Regions from separate parts of the Homo sapiens genome. Here region 2 is linked to region 1. Evidence: chromatin loops called from intact Hi-C (ENCODE). Cell type or tissue: HepG2. All regions are shown on one strand.

The links. Peaks named below come from ENCODE experiments on the same cell type or tissue, not always from the same donor. Only the 100,000 strongest peaks of a DNase experiment are listed, where the experiment ranks them.
Region 2: a loop joins it to region 1, with 13 times the contacts of the local background. A loop is called at or near these places in 40 of 110 quality-filtered maps.

Annotation. Positions count from the first base shown.
Region 1 is chr6:36,757,786-36,760,285 of GRCh38, reverse strand. All of the region lies in intron 12 of CPNE5 (copine 5), which reads left to right. Among named protein-coding and RNA genes, the nearest start is that of RAB44, 61 kb to the right of the region's middle. RefSeq lists enhancers at 46-1,014, 850-1,039. In HepG2, a CTCF peak has its summit at 937 (motif pointing right); a DNase peak (open chromatin) is centred at 935; H3K27me3 peaks cover 1,322 bases.
Region 2 is chr6:36,421,952-36,424,451 of GRCh38, reverse strand. The region is part of intron 3 of PXT1 (peroxisomal testis enriched protein 1); the gene reads left to right. Among named protein-coding and RNA genes, the nearest start is that of PXT1, 20 kb to the left of the region's middle. In HepG2, a CTCF peak has its summit at 1,158 (motif pointing left); a DNase peak (open chromatin) is centred at 1,051; H3K4me3 peaks cover 1,593 bases; H3K27me3 peaks cover 446 bases.

The DNA of each region.
Region 1 (2,500 bases):
TCATTTGGGATGCTGTTTCCCCAGCCAGCCACCCGCAATCTGTGTATGCGTGCTTTTTTTTTTTTTTTAAGATGGAGTCTCATTCTCACCCAGGCTGGAGTGCAGTGGCACAATCTCGGCTTACTGCAACCTCCACCTCTACTTCCAGGCTCTAGCTATCCTCCCACCTCAGTCTCCCAAGTAGCTGGGACCACAGGCACACACCACCACCCTGGCGATTTTTTTTTTTTTTTGCATTTTTGGTAGAGATGGGTTTTTGCCATGTTGCCCAGTCTGGCCTCCAACTCCTGAGCTCAGGTGATGCACCCGCCTCGGCCTTGCAAAGTGCTGGGATTTCAGGTGTGAGCCACCACGCCTGGCTGTGCATGTAAATAAAAACACACATCACATGCCTTTGGAGGCCCCTAGGAGCTGGCCCCTGCCCCTTCCCTCTGCCCATTCCCACATTCATCCCCGTCCTGCCACCTGAGGCTCTCTGAACCTCCGTGCTGTCTCAGCCTCCAGGGCTCGATTCATATGGGTGCCTCCACCTGAGACTCCCTCTTGTCTTCTCCTGGGTAGGAGCTATTGGTCCACGGAGCCTCCCTGTGGGTGTTCCTCCTCCAGGAAGTTGTGTCCACCTGCACACCCGCCCCACCCCAGAGCCTGGAGTGGACACTTGTCAGTGCTCCTGGGGTTCCTTCTGGCTATTTTCTGTTTTGTGACACTATTCAACCCCTCAAAGACCTTGAAGTCCTCAGGGTGGGGGTTGTGTTGCACTTACTGCTGCATCCCCAGAGCCAGCACAGCTCCTGGCCCCTAGGAGCCCCTCAGTGCCCCCACCCACCCCACCTAATGTGCGCAGGAGGGCAGATTCCAGACCTGTCCTGTCCCCGCCTGACCACCAAGAAGAAGGGAGGTGACTTAGTGGAGGGGCAGCTCCTCGGCTGGCCCCTAGGTGGCGCTGGCCCCCTGCATGGGATTCACCGTGGCGGGGCTGGAGAGGCTGAGGCTGGGAGCATGAAACCTCAGGGTAAACAGGGATCTGAGAACAGAACATTGCTTTAACATTAAAGCAGTTATATCAGAGAGTGGAAATGTGGAATACAGGCTAATTTAAAGATAACATAGAAAGCTTAGAAGAAACATGCTTGTGGCCAAATCTTTGGTTACTCTCAGGACTCCGGGTTCATTCTCCCCAGCTGGGAGGGCTATGTTGGAGCAAAAGTTTGAGATGCTGTCCATTCCGATAGTTCAACACCCTCAAGGGAGAGATTGGGAAACTGAGGCACAGTGCAGCACTGGGGCTGCCATTTTGCCCTCATCTTAACAGCTTGCCTACTTAAGCTGTTTTCCCATGAATGTGTCCGTGAGCACCTCACCATCTGGGTAACCCCGTGGAGGGGGCGTCCTCCAGTGCTAAAGAGGGTGCTCTGGTCTTCTCTCCCGGGCTCTCTCACCATCTCGCCCAGGCCCTCAGTTTCTACCTGCACAGCTTGCCAGACCTCCCACGTGAACTTCCCACCTGTGCCCCAAATCCAGCGCCTTCCTTCTGTGTCTACCTGGTCACCCCAACCCCTCCCTCTCTCGAACCTCTATAGCCACGCCCAGGGCCCAAGAGGCGTGGTCACTTCTTGACAGCGCTGTTCTCACCATAGCTCAGCACCTGTCCCAATACCCCCAAGTCCTCATGACCTCTCGCATGGACTTATGGTGGCAGTAATAATAGTAGTAGTAATTTTGAAAAATAGCAACTAAGGCTGGGTGCAGTGGCTCACGCCTGTAATCCCAACACTCTGGGAGACTGAGGCAGGAGGATTGCTTGAGCCCAAGAGTTTGAGACCAGCCAGAGTAACATAGCGAGATCCTATCTCTACCAAAAAAAAAAAAATAGCCAGACATGGTGGCAGCTACCTGGAAGGATTGCTTGAGCCCGGGAGGTTGAGGCCACAGTGAGCTATGACCCCACCACTGCACTCCAGCCTGGGCCATAGAGCAAGACCCCGTCTTAGAAAAAAGCAACAGACACGTATAGATAATACTTACTACATTCCAAACTGTTCTAGGCACTTTGCTTGCATTGGCCCATTTAATCCTCATACCTTTCCGGGAGGCAGGTACTTCTTATTCCCATTTTAGAGATGAGGAGACTGAGGCACATTGAGGTTAAGTAACCTGCCTAAGGTCACACAGCTATTATTAGGTGGCAGAACTAGGCAAATATTTCCTGGATGAGCCTCCTCCTCCCCTCACACTCACCTCCACCAGGCCCCAGTGTCCTAGAGCCTGCTCTGATTTTGTCTCCTACCAGCTTGGGGGTCATCAGAGTTCCCTGCAGGCCGCTGGGTGACATTCAGACATTTTTCACTGGGCATTCTAGGCTCTCCTCCAACCAGCCCAGCTTACTCTTCCACCCTGTGGTTCTGCCATCAAACTGGGCCTGGGTTCTATTCATTTCTCCCACAGAACCTCCTCTGACATCCATCTCTCCGTGCCCAGAGCCTTCCTGTGCCTCTAAGTC
Region 2 (2,500 bases), 340 kb after region 1:
GCCAGGATGGTCTTGATCTCCTGACCTCGTGATCTGCCCGCCTCGGTCTCCCAAAGTGCTGGGATTACAGGCGTGAGCCACCGCGCTCCGCCTGAATCTTCATTTGTTAATTCCGTTGTCAACAACAATTATTCCCCAAAGTCTGAGATTGTGTCACCTATGAACACCTTCTAGGAACTTGTAATTTTTTTTAAGAGACGTAATTCACTTAACATAAAGTTCACCCTTTTAAAGTGTACGGACAGAGGGTTTTAGTATACTCACAACGTTGTGCAATCGTCGCCACTATTCTAAGATTTTATGTTTTATTGTAAACTCTTTCCAGTATGTTTTCACACTCTACCTCCTGATCCTCAGATTCCTTGTGAAGCTGATCGCTGTCTTCCGAGGCGTTCTGTGGGCGTTGCTACTTTTGCCTCAAATGCTTTCCTAATTACAGTTTCACTTCAAAAGAAGAGGCAGGTGAAGTTACTAACGCTGCTGCCCTTGATTTAGAGTTAACAACCCACTAGCTAACGTACATGCTTGTTTTCATGCCTAGAACTCCCGTTTTACCATACGCGAGTTATATGTCAAATCTCATTAGTGACTGGTAGTCTGGTGGGCCACCAATGTGCTTTCAACGCCTGCCAAACAATTAGAAACCAGGGATCTTCCAATAAAGTGCTGTCTCCCATGTCCTCCCACTTCTGGCCCAGGACACCTGGGTTGCCTTTCTGTTCAGGCAGCAGCGCGTTTCTCCCCTTCATCTTTATGATACCACTGAAGAAATGAGGGATGTGCGGAATGAGGGGGCGGTGTGAGGGGGCACGAACTTGTTATTACGGCGTCGAGAACGCCAGATAGAGTAACCAAAGACTGATAGAATAAATAACGCTGGTGTGTGTAATTCGGGAACCCGGCCTCCCTAACTCCCGCTCCCGCCAGGAGCCCGAGGCGAGCTACGCGCGCGCCGCCGCCGGCCGCGTCGCCATGTGCGCTCCCCATTGGCCACAGCTGGCCCACGTGACCTCTATCGCCTAACCTGCTCGTCCGCGCGCGCGCTTTTTCCACCACAGAAAGCCTAGGGCGGGAGCGGGGTTCTCACTGGTTGCGCGGGTCGCGCGCCCAGCTAAAGTGCGCGAGGTGGTTCCGAGGACCTGGCGGCGCTCTCTGGCGGGGAGCCTGAGAAAATGCCTAAGTACTGTCCAGAGGAAAACTCTTACTGAGGAAGCAGGAGATTGAGGAGGTCCACCTCTCCCCTCAGTGGCTTCTGTCCGGGGCTGTGACACAGACAGACTGAAAATGGAAACCACAAGGCAGGAATGTGACTCGCTGAAGCCAAGATTTATCTCTTTGGGGGCGCTCTACACATACAAACATAACTCTTCGGGGGAAAATACATAATTTTTGTATGGGGAATTCAAAGCCACATTTTCTTAGAAGAGTTGAGGGTCGTGGGAAGTCCAGAGCAACCATCCTGATACACATCATTTAAGGGAAATTAGAAACTCCTGGGGAAACAAAGATGAGTAAAAGCAAAAGGAGGCCCTGCCCACCATTGCTGTGCGGGAATGGAGTGATTTGACAAGGGGCAGAAGTGTAATAATTACTGATGGGAAAGGGCTAAATAAATAAATGCGTGTGCATGTGTGTGTAAGTAGTATAAATGGGAAATATAATTGTAGAATTCAATAGAGAGTACAGTTTAGCTTATTTTTCTCTTTAAGAGTGCTTGGAAGCTTTGCTTTTGCTTTTTTTAATTTTTTGCCTCGATGGCTCACCAACCCTTCCTCCTCTAGATATACATTTTCTTTTTTAATTCGTTCATTCATTCCAGAAATTCTAGAACCTACTATATTCCAGGCACTGTGCTAGGTACTGAGATGACAGTGATAAATAAAAACAGTACCAGTTCCTTCAGTCATGGAGCGTATGGTCTGGTAAAGGAAGCAGACAGTAGTTAATTGCACATATCAATGTTAAATATAATGTGATAAGTGCTAAGGAGAGGTCTAGATGTCATAATGGGGGATTTGACCTAGCAGGGAGATCAGAGAAGGCTTCCCTCAAGATGCAACCCCTGACATGAGACCTGAAGGGGTTAAGGGGGATGGAGGTTGCAGACAGAGGGAGCAGCTTGTGCAAGGGAGAACTGGGAGCCTCTCCCCTTCCAATTACTGCCCATCTCACCCATTTCCACTATACATACATTAATCTTGCCCCTTAGTTCTCAGGAGACATTTGTTCTCTTAATTCCAAGTTCTTAGGGAGTGCCTGGTTGTAACCTACAATGATTGTTAAAGACAGTGTTATTCAATAGGTAAGTATACATATCTAATATACATATCAATATACATTTAATATACAATACATATTAATATACAGTCTAATATGCATTATCTCTGTTGTTTTGTATAAGAAAAATATACAATGACTGTAACAAATCGTAGGATATGATATATCTCAATAGAACTAAAAGTGCTGTAGACAAAGTAGTGAGAGATCACATGATTTTGGA